Linked DNA regions of Homo sapiens: region 1 is linked to region 2. A link is a loop called in an ENCODE intact Hi-C map of the cell type or tissue named here. Cell type or tissue: OCI-LY7. All regions are shown on one strand. Links, peaks and the distances in the headings refer to the core of each region. The heading gives the core; the rest is flanking DNA. Region 1 has its middle 77 kb from the start of CHRNA1. Region 2 has its middle 37 kb from the start of WIPF1.

Region 1 (8,250 bases), core at 15-8,014, 53 kb after region 2:
CCACTATGTGGGGACAACGTGCTGCTCTTCCCTCGGAAAGATGCTGCCTCTCCTCACAAGTCGGTTGGAATTGAGTCGTTTTGCTGCCAGTGGGGATGGATTTATCATCAGCCACCCACTTCCTTAAATACGGTAGGATCCACAGCAAACATGTGGAGAAAACCGAAGCTCTACTCCATTGCCCTAGCTAACTCCTGCTCATCAGGGGGTTCTGACCAGCTCTGAGAGCTGCCACCTCCAGGCCCCAAAGAAAAGTTAACATTCACTCGCTAAGACGCTATAGCTACTGAGTGTGCATTTGAAAGGAATAACAACAAAAAGTTCTTGCTCAGTGTAATAACCATCGGATCATATTGTTAAAATATCAAGGCTGTGTATCCCTTTGAATTAAAGCAGAAAGGTGAGAATATAAAACCACCTTTGCAGAATTATAACTGAGGAAATTGTGACAGTGAAAGAAATCAGACCTACTCTGAAACAAAATTGATAATAGCACTTTCCTGAAAAGATCCCCTTCTTTCCTGGGGACCAGTCTGCCTTTGCAGGACTAACAAATTAGCTGTAAGACTAGAAATTACAGTTTAGGGGTCATGCAGCCTCTGTCTCCAAGAGTCCGAACCTCCCCAAATTGCTCCCGGGGATAACATCACTATTGTAAAACCTAAGATCTGTGCTTGAGATACTTTGCAGACCCTGAACTCAGTGGATCAGCTGACACCACCCAGAATGATAATCTGGCTTAACCAGTTCTCCCATCCCACCCAGGAACAGAAAAGAGCAAGAAAAACTCACTTCGACCCCCTGTGATTCCATCTCCAACCTGGTCAATCAGCACTCCCCACTTCTCAAGCCCCTGCCTGCCAAATTATCTTTAAAAAGTCATCCCTGAATGCTCAGGGAGACTGATTTTAGTAATAATAAAACTCTGGTCTCCCGCACAGCTGGCTCTGCGTGAATCCGTCTTTCTCCATTGCAATTCCCCAGTCTTGGTAAATCGGCTCTGTCTAGGCAGCGGGCAAGGTGAACCCATTGGGCGGTTACAAATAGATGCACTTCGGAATTGTTACACCATGCTGAGGGACCTTAACTCCCGGCTTTCTCTGCTTCTGTACCACTCCAGTGTGCACACGTGTATCTTGATATGCTTTTAACAGATACAATGACCTCTCTGGGAAAGACATTTAGTAACATGGGAAACTCTTCCCATTGGCAAATTTTTGTCTAAATGTACCCATCTTTTTAAGGTCCATTAACTATTTGCCTTTCTTTTAAAACCATTTCTATGGTAATACACATATATTATGTTTTATATAAAATGAAGACAAGCAGTTTAATATATAAATATATTACTCCAGACTTGAAAACATATCAGTAGCACTAACTGTGGTTAGCAAGGAAATTAAACCCAGGAGCTGCCTGGTCCCCTTACTAGTTCTCCAAGCCTCAATTTTTTGCTCCAGTAAAATAGGGATAACAATATTTCCTATCTCCTGGGGTTGTTGTAAGGATTAAATGGGATAATCTCCCTAAAGATGAGCAGAGTAGTGGCACACAAGTGAACAGGAAATCTTATCTTTGGTTCCCTAGTGTTCAGCAGAGCTCCTAGTACCTTGTACGGAATTGATTAAATGTTTGTTGAGATAAGGACTCTCTTGAGTTTGTGTCTCTCAGGAATCTGTGAGAATTTCAATGTTGATATACACAAAAGAAAATTGGGAAGGTAAAATACTCCCCCTTCATTTCATCATTGAAAGCCAAAAATAAATTGTGTTCTGAATTGTCTACTGTTTTAAATCACTCATAAGGCCAGTAATCAGTTGTCAAAAATGGCCCTGCTTCTCTCCCTTCCAATTTTTAACAGTTCTCTCAATTAGGTCAAAACCTAAATAGTATTTTATCAGTGATAGTTTTCTGGTTTTGTTACGGGAAAGGAGATCCAATCCAGACCCCAAGAGAGGGCTCTTGGATCTCTCTCAAGAAAGAATTCAGGGTGAGTTCATAGGGTAAAGTGAAAGCAAGTTTATTAAGAGGGTAAAGAAATAAAAGAATGGCTACTTCATAGACAGAGCAGCCCTGAGGGCTGCTGGTTGTCCATTTTTATGGTTATTTCTTGATGCTATGCTAAACAAGGGGTGGATTATTCACGCCTCCCCTTTTTAGGCCATATAGGGTAACCTCTTGATGTTGCCATGGCATTTGTAAACTGTCATGGTGATGGTGGGAGTGTAGCAGTGAGGACCACCAGAAGTCACTCTTGTGGCCATCTTGGTTTTGGTGGGTTTTAGCTGGCTTCTTTACTGCAACCTGTTTTATCAACAAGGTCTTTATGACCTGTATCTTGTGCTGACCTCCTATCTCATTGTGTGAGTTAGAATGCCTTAACTGTCTGGGAATACAGCCCAGTAGGTCTCAGCCTCATTTTACCCAGCTCCTATTTAAGGTGGAGTTGCTCTGGTTCACATGCCTCTGATGGTTTCAATAAGTTGCCTATGGTTATGAAAGATGTGAACATTTGAGGAAGCTAGGTGAAGTGCATATGGCAACATTTTTACTGTTTTTGCAACTTACTTATAAGTCTGAAATTATTTTAAAAAGTTAAAAAATTAAAGGTAAAAAATATCAAACCCTGAAATTCTTCAACAGATACCTTGTTCCCTTAGGTGATGTCAAATTTCAGCTTAAAATGAAGACATTGAAGTTAGTAGCATGCAAAAGTATTATGCTAAACCTTTGTAGTCATGTATACTTTGATATGAATGAGTTAATAAGAAAAAATGACTTAATGAATGCTGCTTGAAGACTAAGCTAGGCTAGAAATGTTACAGTGATCTTGGGGAAAAGGGAGAAGCGAGGTAGATAGAAGGATGTTGAGATGCCAAACTAGGACAAACTAAGCAGGGCACAATATCATTAAATACATATATTTGCTTACCATTTCATAACTACCATTTTGGGACTTACTTTGACCTCTAAATTAGCTTAGTGGTGCCTTAGAACTTCCCCTCTTATAACAAGCTTTTTTTTATTGTAATTACTTGTTCCCCAGTAGATAGTAGCCCCAGTCTAGAGGGAGAGAGTAGGCAAAGGGACCTGCCTGCCTGGCTCACCGCAGTCTTCTCAGCTCCAGCACATTCTCACTATTCATTACCACTTGATGAATAAGTGAGATGCTTTTACAGAGTACCTCATTGAATTCTTACAGTAACTTTGTGATTTAGATATTTGTCTTCATTTTACAAATGAGAAAACTGTGACTCAGAGAGCTTAGGTAACCTGCCCAAGACCACTCAGCTTGTGACCTTCTAAATCCAGATTATTTTGATGCTAACACCCTTGTTTTAACCACTATTTAATACTGTCTCTTGGCTTTACTTCCTATTATTGTTCCCTCTTTTGAGCTTCTGCTGGTGTGAATGACCTGAATTGACTGGCATCCAGATTCCTTGGTGCCAAATAGCAAAATAAAAAAATATTGTTTCTATTGTTGGAAGGAATTGTTGAGGTTCAGGTAGATCTGGCTAAAGGCTGTTTAACAGCCTGGGTTTTCTCTTCTGCATCAATGCAGGGAGGAAATGGAATGCTATGTGGGACGACAGCACCATGCTAGGCCAGGGATACTGTGAAGAATCAGGATGTGTTGGGAAGGAAGGAAGGAAGGAAGCTGCTTTGCACCTAAAAAATGCTCAGCATATATTTAATAGATATATCCAAAACTGAAAGGACTGAGCTCTTGAGAGCTAGATATTTTACTTATTTACACTACACCGTATTCCAAAAAAAGACTTAAGACAGTAAGAGTTGAACAAGATAAAATTTAAACTTTAGTCTGAGATAGCAAATTTAGTAAATATTTTCACTTTATCATTTTCTTCCCTTACTAAAAATAGTTCTCATTCTAAACAATTCAAATATTCCATAAGCATAAAATATAGAAAGTGAGTCTCCTGCAATCCCATTCACCAGAGATAACCACTAATGGTAGGGTATATATTCTTCCCTGTGTCTTTTTTTCTATGTATTTTTATTTTTCTTCATCAACAAATATTTAATGAAAGCCAGGTGAATGTGATTATATTGTACATCATCTTCTTCTAATTTATTTTTCTTTTTCCGCTAAATAATCTATTGCATTCATTTCCTGTTGCTGTGTAACAAATTACCATAAATTTAGCAGCTCAAGACAACATCCATTTATTATTTCATGGCTCTGTAGAAGTCAGGACATGGTGTGATTCAGTTCACAGGTATCACAGGTGGGCTGAGTTCTTATGTGGAGGTGCTGGAGAAAATAATCCACTTCCAAGCTCATTCAGGTCACTGGCCCCTGTGAATTCAATTCCTTATGGTAGTGGGACTGAGGACCCTGTTACCTTGTTGGCTGTCACCTGTGGGACTGCTCTCAGCTCCTAGAAGCCACCTGCATTCCTTGCAACATGGCTTTCGTCTTCATAGCCAGCAACAGAGAATCTCCCTCATGTGGAATCCCTCTCATACTTCTAGTCTCTTTTGCCTGGAAGAGCCTAGTTCCTTTTAAGGTCTCAGCTGATTATGCTAGGCCCATTGAAGATAATCTCCCTATCTTAAATGCAGCTCCAATCACATCTACAAAATCCCTTCACGGCAGCATCTAGATCAGTGTTTGACTGAACAAGTGAGAGAAAGTGTGCATACACCAGGGGATGAAAATCTTAGAATTCTGCCTACCACAGGTAACAAGGGTTGTCTTTCCATTTCTCTAAATATAAATCAACCTCATTCTTTTTTAAGAACTGCATAGTCTTTTACTGTATAATGTGTCATAATTCAACCAAAGCGCCTCTTAGTGGACATTTATGTTACTTCCAGTTATATGTCTTTTAAAAATTCATAATAAACACTCGTGCTCTTAAATGCTCATGCATCTACATTCTTCTTAGTATCCTGACTCACAGAAGTAACTTCCATTAGGTAGTCAGAATTGCAAGATGGAAGTGTTTGCACTTTTTGATAGATACTACTAAATTGCTCTCCAAAATGTTGGTAGCAGCCTGTACTTCCAATGACAATATACAAAAACGGAAGTAGCTAATTCTTATAAAGAAATTCCCTCATAGACTGTTTCATGCGCAATGGTTAAGAGCATCAGTGCTCAGTGAGGTTGTCTGGCTACCAATCTTGCCTTTTTGATTTCCAGTGTGACCTAGGGCAGGTATCTAAGCCTTAGTTTCTGTATCTGTAATGAGGACAATAATAATGGCACCCCCCTTTGTATTCATTTTGTGTTGCTGTGTAACAAACTACTCTAAAACTTGTGACTTACACACTTATTGTCTCCTAGTGTCTGTGGGTTAGGAATCTGGTAACTAAGCTGGGTGTTTTTGGTTCAGGATCTCTCACAAGGCTGCAGTCAAGGTGCCAGCCAAGTCTCAAGGCTTGACTGGAGGATGAGCTACTTTCCAGTTCACTTGCATGGCTGTTTCAACATTCAGGTCTTCACTGGCTGTTGGCTGGAGAGAGCAGTTCCTTGCCATGTGGATGTCTCCCTGGGGCAGCTCACAACATGGCAACTGTTTTCCCTCAGAGTGACTGAGCAAGAGGGGACACGTGAGATGGAAGCCACAGTCTTTTTGTAACCTAACTTGAAAGTGACATCACATCACTGTGCTGTATTCTACTCATTAGAAGCAAGTCTCTAAATACAACCCACACTTAAGGTAAGAGTGTGGCACATAAATATGAATATCAGCTCGCCCTGGTGATTGAGGTCATCTTAGAGGCTTCCTTCCTTGCTCTTCACTAAGGGGTCGTGGGCCGAAAGTAAGTTAATGCATGTCAACTAATACAAATAGTGTCTGACTTTAATAAACACTCAAGAAAAGTTCATTGTTTTTGTTGCTACCATGACTATCATCATCATTGTCCAGTACTCTCACCCATGTTCCTGTTAGCATCACATTAGGAACCAAAAAGTGGCTAACTAAAGCTACTGTTTGGATTGTTTGGCAGGCAGTCTCCATCAGGAAACAGAAAGCTTCTCAAATGAGGTGCTATAGGAAGGCTTAGTAAAGAAATTGTTTACAAAGGAGTGTAGGGAAAGGAACAAGGGATGGTGCCACGCTGCAGAGCTAGAACGGCAGGGGGCCATTACCACCCTGGGCCTGAAGAGGAGGGGATGTGAACCAGAACTTGGGGAGGGTGGCTTCAGCTCTAGGAATTGCAGCCCTAGATAAGGCAAGAATGATGACAAGCCATGGTGACCCAGTGGAATGAGGGAAAAAGGGGTAAATACCCTGACTTTATTCCTCTCCTGCCAGCTCGCCCATCATGTGAGCTCACTCAGGAGCCAGAGGACAGGAAACCCACAACGCTGTCCATGCAGATCAGCCTCCCTGGCCTGGAACAGGTGGAGAATGGTGACAGTGGCCTGGAGGGGTGAATGGAAAACATCTGGCTTGGGCAGGCACAGCTCCTCCCTAATGGGACTTTCCTGGGAACAGGATACCATGGTTCCTTCATATAAAAGAGGGACTGAAAGGCAGTTAATCCTGAGTTTCCAGGATTGTGGGCAGGGAGGGGTGGTGACAGGAAGCATACCTCCAGAGCTGTTTGATCCAATCATTGATTCTGGGTCCTCCTTACCTTTGGACCAGTGAGAAAGGTACAGGGGTTTAAACTCATAACTGGCAGATCCAGGGTAGATGTGTCAGGAAGCCCATGTGGGCTGCAGGTTTTATTTTATCTGGAGAATGGACTTAATGACATGAAAGGTGTCTGCTTTGCTCCTGTCTTCTGATGCCTGTCATTGCTCACTGGTCAGGTATGAATGAAGGTGTCCGCTGAAGACCTGAGGGGCTGCCAAAGGCACAAGGTTTTCCAGAGGTTGTTCTCCACCCATAACAAGGATCCAGGAGCCTTACTTCAGGAGAGAACGCAGTGCAGCTGGAGGGCCCGAGGAGAAGTGGAGACAATACAATAGCCAAGAAATGGGTGAACCCAGTTGGCTCAAGGCGGGCCTTTCCCTCCTGATGGCTACATTCACAGGGACTCCCTGTGCAAATTGGAGTGTTTTTGAACAGTTGCTTTCATGCTTTAACCCTGCTGGAGGGGAAGACATGGGAGAGGTCAGGAAAGGTTGCATTTACTTTACTGTGCTAATTGATATTTATCAATTAGCTTTTTTATGCTGTGTGAAGATGCAGTTAAAATATGAGTGATCTGGGGACAACTCTTTTTTTTTTTTTTGAAATGGAATCTCTCTCTGTCACCCAGGCTGGAGTGCAGTGGCATGATCTCGGCTCACTGCAACCTCTACCTCCCAGATTCAAGAGATTCTCTAGCCTCAGCCTCCTGAGTATCTGGGACTACTGGCACGTGCTACTGCCTCCAGCTAATTTTTGTATTTTTAGTAGAGATGGGGTTTCACCATGTTGGCCAGGCTGGTCTTGAACTGCTGACCTCAGGTGATCCGCCCACCTCGGCCTCCCAAAGTTTTGGGATTACAGGCATGAGCCACCATGCCCAGCTGGTGAGACAACTCGTTAAAAGGTAATGGGGGCACTAATTAAAACATTCCAAGAGTATTTTGAAGAGCCAAAGATAATAGGAAATTGAGGGATGGGGAATGGAATAGGATAAAAGATATACACACACACAAAGAATACTATCAATTAACATTGACTTAGATGAACTCATCCTCAGGAAGGTTCTCAACATAAATATTAATAGATCCCTTATGGTGGACATTTAGAAGATAAAAAATTAAAATCCATCAGTAAAGAAACGTGGGACAAATCCTCTTTAAAAAATTACTTGTTGCAATGCAAATGCACACACAGGACTAGCACCTCTTAAGAAGCGAACAGCATTGGTTTATTTTTGTTGTGGTTAACACTCAATAGTCCAAGGACAGAAAGCCCCTTGTCCTGCTTCTTCCTTCTGGTAACTTCCTTTTCTCATTTTTAGGGCAAATTGCCAACTGCACCAGCCCAGGGAAAGGCCAAGAAGGAGATTGTTTTGTATTCTTTTAGGTAATGGTCAGTCAGGTGTGGCCACAAGAGGCGATCAGGAGAGGTTCAGGAGAAAAGTTTACCATGATCTCACATCCTAGAAACAGGAGGCACAGCAGGGCCACATGGGAAAGCACCAGCATGGGTCAGGGGCAGAAGGGACAGGATGGGTGGGAGAGCCTAGGCCATGACCTTTTTTGGAGTTTCAGTGGGAAAGGCAGGGCAGTGCAGGGGAAGCAGTTTAAGCCTGGCTAGTTTGAATAAT
Region 2 (8,396 bases), core at 318-8,317:
TAATTCATACCAGAAAATATCAAAACAAAGTCTGGTAAGTGTCTAGCTAGTTAGACAGTCTCAAAGCAGTAGCTTCTCATTAGCATTGAGAAATAACAATCTGAGTGGTAATGTGAATACCTACTGTGGAACTGGTACTGGATGTTGTATAAGCTGGGAACAGATGCCTCTTAAATTCAGTTTGTTGCACTATGACAGGGTTCTACTTCAAGGACTCATCTTTTCCCAGTTTATTCTTTTCCAGGAAAAGCTTTCTATGCACTTTCATAGACAAATGCAACTCTTCTTGTCATTTTCTGGTTCCTTTTTTTGGGAGAAGGGGACACTTAGAGCTTTTTTTTCCCCTTTAAACAGCACCAACCTTCTGACTGATGACGAAATAGAGGGAAATTGAAATGGCAGAGTAAAAAATCAATCAGGCACATAGGCAATCCCTTCCCTGGTAGAGTTACAGAGTATACATTAGTATTCATGATATTTTAGTTAGGAGACAACATCTCCAGCAAAAGAATCACCACACAGCACTGTGTCAGGCCGTCTATCACATCTTTCCTACCACTTCCTTGCACAGAATCTGTAATCCAAACACCTACCATGGTCACCCCTCCAGAATAGCCCCATTGGTCTTGCTCCTTTTCCTGGGACAACAGCCCAAGTCCCCTCTGCATCCTTACTGCTCAGAAGCAAGACATGAACATTTTGTTTGAGGCATTCCTGAAGAAAAATGATAATGATCTTATAATATGAGGTATCTTCAAGTTTGTGTTTTGGGAGGAAGAGTGGTATAAGAAGACACAATTGCTGGATAATTCTCAGAAGCCAAACATAGAATTACCTATGATTCAGCAATTCCACTTCTGGGGACATACCAAAGGAACTGAATCCAGGATCTCAAAGATATGTGCAAACCCACGTTCATAGCAGCATTAGTCACAACAGCGAAAAAGTAGAAGCAGCCCAAATGTCCACTGATGAATGAAGGGATAAAGAAAATGTGATATATACATACAAATATGTTTGGCCTTAAAAAGGAAGGAATGTTTGACACGTGCTAACAACATGGACGGACCTTAAGGACATTACGCTAAGTGAAATAAAGCAGAAACAGAACGACAAATATTATATAATTCTACTTATATGAGGTACCTAGAAAAGTCAAATTCATAAAGACAGAAAGTAGAATGGTGGCTGCCAAGAGCTGGGGGAAAGGGAATGGGGAGTTGTTGTTTAATGGGTTTAAGTTTCAGTTTTGCAAAATAAAGAGTTCTGGAGATTGGTTGCACAATATGAATATACTTAACGCTACTGAACTGTATCTTAATGGTTAAGATGGTAAATTTTGTTATGTGTCCTTTATCACAATTAAAACTCCCCCAAAACCTATAGTTCTTAGTATTTCCCAATATGATGGTGATAACAATAATACCTTACAAATGTCCGGGAACTTCTTTCTGAGAAATCCAGAGACCTGGGCCTCCAGATTTGTTCATGCCAACTCAAAACGATACCAAGGATGAGTTCAGTTGTAAAAGTTGCACTTATCAGAGTTTAACTTTCTTTTCCCCACTAGCATGAATGTTTGGTATATATCACCATTTTATCCCTCTGAAACCAGGGTCACTCAGACATCTGTGGATGTCGACCCGCAGTGCCACTCTGGTATTATCTGGGATTCAGGGAGGAGAGGCCTGCCTATGTTGAGGAAGAAGAGAGATTTGTGAAGTTAGCCTCATTCCTCTTCTATTTAGAGAGTTCAGGAATGTGTCCATACTGTTCCTCCCCACAAAATTTACCATTTTTTCTCCAGATTAAAGGTGACTTCATCTCTTTCCACTTTGACCTTTAAACTTAACTCAGTATTCAACTTGGCAGTCATTCCTATCTAAAAATTACACACAAGATTAATACTCCAGGTGCTCTCTACCACCCAACAGGATCTGTTACCTTCTGCCATTCTGTGTCTCCACTCGTTCTTTCAGAACCTGGGGATCAGAGGTTTTGTATAATGATGACACTTTATAAGCCATTTTTTGCATCTCAAACACAATGGAACACAGCGCAGTGAAAGTGGAAAGATGGGGAAGGGGCTGAGAAATAGGAGAGAATAAGGACCCCCAGAAGAAATACAAACAGCTTTTGGAAGGATGCATTTACAAAAATGACATCAGGCAGCTGGGTGCAGTGGCTCACACCTGTAATCCCAGCACTTTGGGAGGCTGAGGCGGGCGGATCACCTGAGGTCAGGAGTTCAAGACCAGCCTGACCAACACGGTGAAACCCCGTATCTACTAAAAATACAATATTAGCCACGTGTGGTGATGCATGCCTGTAATCCCAGCTGCTTGGGAGGCTGAGGCAGGAGAATTGCTTGAACTCAGAAGGCAGGGGTTGCAGTGAGCCGAGACGGTGCCACTGCACTTCAACCTAGGCGACAAGAGCAAAACTCCATCTCAAAAAAAAAAAAAAAAAAAAAAAAAAAGACATCAGGCCCATCTGGAAAGTATTCTAACAAAATAAAAAGATAAAAAGTCCCTTTCTACTGTGAGCAGCAGATTTGCAGAATATAAAACTTCTGAAACAGCAAGGCTGTATAGCCAACTAACAAAGCAAAACAAAACTGAAAGAAGAGCTCCTTCGAGGGATGTCCAGCCACTGCTAAGTTGTAAGCCTCTTCCTGGGGCTCAAGGGCAGTACCAGGTACAAGAGGCCTTCCTACTGCAGTTCCCAAGTGCGTGTCTCCTACAGGCATTTGTGCAAAGGGCTCCAACCAGTGATAAATCCAATCTTCCCTCCATCCCTCCAAACCTGATAACAATGTGGGCTGGCTCTGTCAGAGCTAGCACGGGGTTTCTGAAACCACTAGGGCTGATATGTCCAGCTTAGAATCTTCTCTTATTCTCTGTCAGCTTTGTCTCCATTTTCTTGTACAACTTGGTGGTAAAATATGAAAAAAATGTGGCAATTGGAGGACAGAATCAACCATGATTTTTCTCTTTCATCACTGTTCTAGTTATTTGGCATTACTAGGATATAAACAAGTTGAGTCCACGAGCCCCTCACCCCTTCGTTGTTTATCATACAGACACATTTTACAACACTTTGGGCTAGAATGAAGACATGAAACAGGAAGTTCCTGATCTTGCTCTCCTCTCCTCCTTATCCTCCCTGTCTCAGTTAACACAATAACACAGTCAAAGATGCCGTCTAGTATGTTTCCCAAAAACACCCAGAAAGAGTTCAGCAGCCTCTCTGGCTAACCTGTCCTAGAGCTGCACAGCAGTCCAATAATGTAGGAACTTCCTTCTCTTAACTTGGATTTGAGACGTTTTCTTTTTCCACATACAGGTCTGAAAGCAGCAGGCCACTGCGTAATTAAACTGTCCCTCATTGGCCTCAGGAAGAATAATCTTGGGCCCTTTCTATGTTTCTGGACGGCTGCTTCCCAACCCTCTAGCCGTCTTTCTGGCTCTTTTGCAGACTCTTCTCTAGGAAGCACAAGGCTGAAGACATAAAGCTCTGGCAACCGTCACACCTCACGGCCTCTTCACGGCCTGCTGGGCTTTGCTCTGGGCTGTGCCTGCTCCTTAAACTCTGGTGCCGGGAAAAGGATTTCCTCGTCTCATATTCAAGCTGTCCCTACTGCTGCTTCTCTACTCCTGTTTTGTGTTAGTAAAAGAAGGAAGGAAAGAAAAGGGGGAAGGAGGACAGTAGAAAAAATAAAAAAAGGAAACTTAAGAATTTATAATGACATACTATTTTAACATGAAATACAAGCCAAAAGATGAGTTTTATGAGATGAAAACCCCACAAAACAACAAACTTTTGCATATAACCTCGCAAGCACGTTTTTATGCACAGTATTTCTGTATTTTCTAACACCCTTTGAATGCCCCACAGATGTCTGCAAACACAGGCTGATCTGTCCCGTTTCACATTTACATTAACAGGTAAAAATGACAAGAGGCCTAGCTGAATTCCACGAAATAAGTTATTTAAAGAACATCCGAAGTTTTGTTCTTTCAGAAGCAGAGAAGTTCTAAACAGGGAAGCAAGAGATTCTGAGAATTTCATTTTCACCATAATGGCTCAGCGTTTGTTCCTCTAACAACGTGCAGTTAACAGCTGTGCGCTGGCTCTTACATTCAAAGCCAAAAAGCAAGTTCTTCACATTAAAGAAATCGTTAAAGACAGTTCAAGGAAAGAGAATTAGGTATTTTAGAGTGGCTACGAAAAGTTTTCCAGGGGGCAAAAAGCACTAACCTGTATTGTTTTAATCTGCTGAAAACAACCAACTTCTCGAGTTCCCCTGCTGTCTTCTAGCCAGTTTCCTGTAAATGTTGCATGTGACATTATACTTCCTCACTGCACCTTCTTTGACTCGCCTCCCTAACCGGTCAGAGGCATGTGATAAGATCAATTTGCTGCTTGCTTCACATGGGGGTAACCCTGTGTCTGCAGAAATGATTGTCTCCCCCAGCTTCTTTCAGGTGTTCCCAGGACACAGGTAAAGAGGAGATAAGCCAGGGGGAAGTCATGCCTGGACTCCAGGCACTCCTGACTCCAAAGGAACCTGAAGGGGGAAGGGAGAGACAGTCTTGAGCCCCAGGGTCACCTATCTTGAGACTGGAGTTCAGCAGCTGAGAAGGGGCAGAGCGCTCACAGAGGAGCCTGGGGCTTGGGTGCTCTGCTGTCATTAGGACAGCCCCTGGGACTGCCACCCTCAGGGCAGCTGAGGAAGGGCCCTCGACAGTGCTGCACCCAGGATGTCCCCACACTCCTCTCTGGAGGGCACCAACATCAAGGGAACACACTCAGGCCTTGGTTCATATTTCTGGATCCTGCAGCAACCATGGCTACACACCCTGAATTTCCTGGGACTCTCTCAAGTTCACATGTGGTCATGCTGTCAGACAGTGTGCCCCAATTGTTGGTTCGGAAAACAAAACCACTGTATTCTCAGCCTTCCAGGGCTAAATAACTGGGAGACATTTCCCTCCTGCTGACCTCCAAAATATGCCAGCATTTTGGTTTCCCTTGAAAGGGCTGGGCATCATCTTCCTCCAGGATGGTGCTGGGTTCCTGGCAGCGTGTGAGTCCTGGCCATGGGGGCTCTGATGGTGGCCTGACAAGAGCACCAGAAGAGTGCCGGCTGTGACCCTCTCTGCCCTGTACAGCTAGAGAGGCTGGAGGAGAGCTGGAGCAGGGACTAAGCAACAAGCCCAAGGGCACCATATCTAGCTTTCTTGTTCTACTCACTGGTGCCTTCTGTTTGTTTTTTTTTTTTTTTTTTTTTTTTTGTGATTCTCTCAGCCATCAGGAGGGTCCAAACATACTGGAATTTGTGGATATAGGAAGTGGTGGTGTGTGGGAGTCAAATGATCTCCTGGACCAAGGGGAATATTCCACAATTTATAAGACTTGACTCTGCAAAAACCCCAAAGTTGCTTCTATTTGGCTACCCTGGCATGATTATTTTTAAAAAAATGCTTTTAAATGGATTTTTTTGTTTGTTTTTTAGAAAGGTAACTGTAGACATATTCCAAGTCTTGAAAATATTACCCTATAATTCCCCGATGAAGTTTTCCATGGGAGAATACCGAGTAAGGAAACCAGTCCTGGGACTCAGAACTGTGGACAACAGTAAAACCCTGAAGTCTCACCACATGATTGCACTTCTGGCTTTGAAAACACACATAACTGTTTTTACCATTTTGACAGTTGATGGCTGGTTTTCTGATTGAAATGACATTTAGATTAGACAGTTGAGTCAAAATGGCTGTCCAAGCTATAGTAGACATGGCATTAACTTTAACATAGGAATAATGGTACAATTTTGCCATCTTGGAGTCAGAAATTGTAAGAACTTTGGAAAAACAAAATACTACATAGATGAAAAATGATGATGACTCAATTTGAATGTATTTAGAAGTCTCACATTCTGGGTTAAGCTGCCAGTTCCATTTTTCAACTAAGCAGCTGCATATGTTCTGCTTAAGCCGTGTTCTGTGTGGAATTTTTAAAGGCCTTAATAAAATGCTTTATAATTTTCCATGAAAATCCCTAACCTGGCTTTCTGTCCATGATTTTTTTTTTCTGGTTAGGCATTTAAAAATTTTAATATACTTTATATTTCAGAACAGTTACAGATTTACAGAAAAACTGAGAAGACAGTACAGAGTTCCCATAAATCCTACGCCCAGTCTCCCCTATTATTAACTTCTTAAATTTAGTATGATACATAAGTACCAATTAATAAACCAATAGTGATACATAATTATTAACTAAAGTCCACAGTTTATTCAGATGTCCTTAGTTCTTACCTGCTGTCCTTTATCTGTTCCAGGAGCCCATCCAGGACTCCACATTACATTTAGTCGTCGTGTTTCTTACGCTCCACTTGGCTGTGATGGTTTCTCAGGCTTTCCTTGTTTTTGACAACCATAACAGTTTTGAGAAATACTGGTCTGGTATTTTGTAGAATGTACCACAATTGGGCACACAAATGGGTGTTTTTCTCTTGGTAAGACTGGGGTTATGGGTTATTTGGAGGAGGATCACACAGATAAAGTGCCATTTTAGTCACATCGTATCAGATATATGTACTATCTACATGATTTAATACTGCTGGTGTTGCCCTTGATCACCTGGCTGAGGCAGTGCATGTCAGTTTTCTCCACTGTAAAGTTGCTCCCTGCTTCTCCCCACCTTTCCATATCATACTCTTTCGAAGAAAGTCCTTCAGGGTAGAGTGTCTATATAAATTATTTGGAATCCTTCTGCATGGAAGATGTCTCTTCTACATATTTATTAATGTATTCAATCATTTATTTATACCAGTATGGCTGAATGGATATTTATTTTATGCCTTGCATTTTAATTCAACAGTACTTTATTCTGTTGCTCAAATTGTTCCAGCTTCGGCCACTGGGAGCTCTTACCATTGGTTTCTGTGCTCCTTTGACATACTCCTATCAATTTTTTTTTTCTTTTTTGTTTTTAAGTACTTCCTCACTTTCCAGCACTACAAGATGCTCCAGGCTCACCATGTATAGTACCTCCCCAACTGTTTATGATTTTGGTTTCTTTTTTTGTTTTGTTTTGACAAAAGAATACAAAAATAAACTGATGGGCCTAAGAAATGTGTCTTCAATTTTAATTAGTTCTGCTCATATGTATTAATAAAAAATTTTGTTTAATTACATTCATAAAATTAGTCCTACCTACCTGGCCTCTACCAGCTGCAAAACACCATAATTCCAGTGGCTCACGCCTGTAATCCCAGCACTTTGGGAGGCCTAGGCGGGTGGATTACGAGGTCAGGAGATCGAGACCATGCTGGCTAACACGGTGAAACCCCGTCTCTACTAAAAATACAAAAAATGAGCCGGGCATGGTGGCGGGTGCCTGTAGTCCCAGCTACTTGGGAGGCTGAGGCAGGAGAACGGTGTGAACCCGGGAGGCGGAGCTTGCAGTGAGTCGAGATTGCGCCACTGCACTCCAGCCTGGGCGATGGAGCGAGACTCCGTCTCAAAAAAACAAAAAACAAAAAAAACCCACCATAATACCAAGTGAGTGAAATTCTGCACTGGCTTAATCCCAAGATGCATGGTTGTGCTGGTACTGTTTTTTCCCCTACATATTTTTAACATTCCTGGAATCGAAGTGCACACTTAATGTCATGTCTTTTTTTCCTCCTTACCTGTTATTAATTTGATGTTATACCTTATAGTTGATAGTTTTCTGAGAATGGAGGAAATAGATCAGTCAATTACTTTTTGTTTGGACTAAGAGATGTAATTTATTTTCACTGATTTTTTTTCCCACTGAACAAATATTTTGACTAAAGTGGTTTGATGTGTAGCATGTGCGGACATTAAAAAAATCCCAAGATACATTGTACTCCAAACATATTCTAACTTTAACTCAAGCTACAAATTCTCATCAAGTCCTAAATATAGATAAATACAGATATTGATATAAAGTAAAAAGGGGAGTCTATTTAATTTTATTTTTTAAATTGACATTGTAACTGTACACATTTATGGGGTACAATGTGATATTTTGATACATATCTATATTGTATAATGATCCAATCAGGGTAGTTAGCATATCCATTAACTCATGCATTTATTATTTATTTATGATGAGAACATTCAAACACCTCTCTCCTGGCTATTTTATAAAATACAATATTTTACCATTAACCATAGCCTCCCTACTGTGCAAGAGTGCACCAGAATTCACTCCTCCTGTCTAATTGTAACTTTGTACCTGTTGACCCCATCTTCCCCTCCCTCCCCAATCTCTAGTAACCATCTGTTCTATTCTCTGCTTCTATGATATCAACCTTTTTTTTTTTAAGATTCCGCATATGGGTGAGAGCATGTGGTTATCTG

What was found. Peaks named below come from ENCODE experiments on the same cell type or tissue, not always from the same donor. Only the 100,000 strongest peaks of a DNase experiment are listed, where the experiment ranks them.
Region 1: a loop joins it to region 2, with 2.7 times the contacts of the local background. A loop is called at or near these places in 20 of 110 quality-filtered maps.

What each region holds. Positions count from the first base shown.
Region 1 is chr2:174,683,452-174,691,701 of GRCh38, forward strand. No RefSeq gene overlaps it. Among named protein-coding and RNA genes, the nearest start is that of CHRNA1, 77 kb to the right of the region's middle. In OCI-LY7, for the core only: CTCF peaks have their summits at 4,827 and 5,030; a DNase peak (open chromatin) is centred at 4,820.
Region 2 is chr2:174,630,258-174,638,653 of GRCh38, forward strand. It overlaps a transcript of WIPF1 not described here. Among named protein-coding and RNA genes, the nearest start is that of WIPF1, 37 kb to the left of the region's middle. RefSeq lists enhancers at 2,649-2,788, 4,482-4,531, 4,542-4,631. In OCI-LY7, for the core only: CTCF peaks have their summits at 4,746 and 6,926; DNase peaks (open chromatin) are centred at 3,114, 3,534, 4,374, 4,704 and 1 weaker place; H3K4me3 peaks cover 3,442 bases; H3K27ac peaks cover 2,637 bases.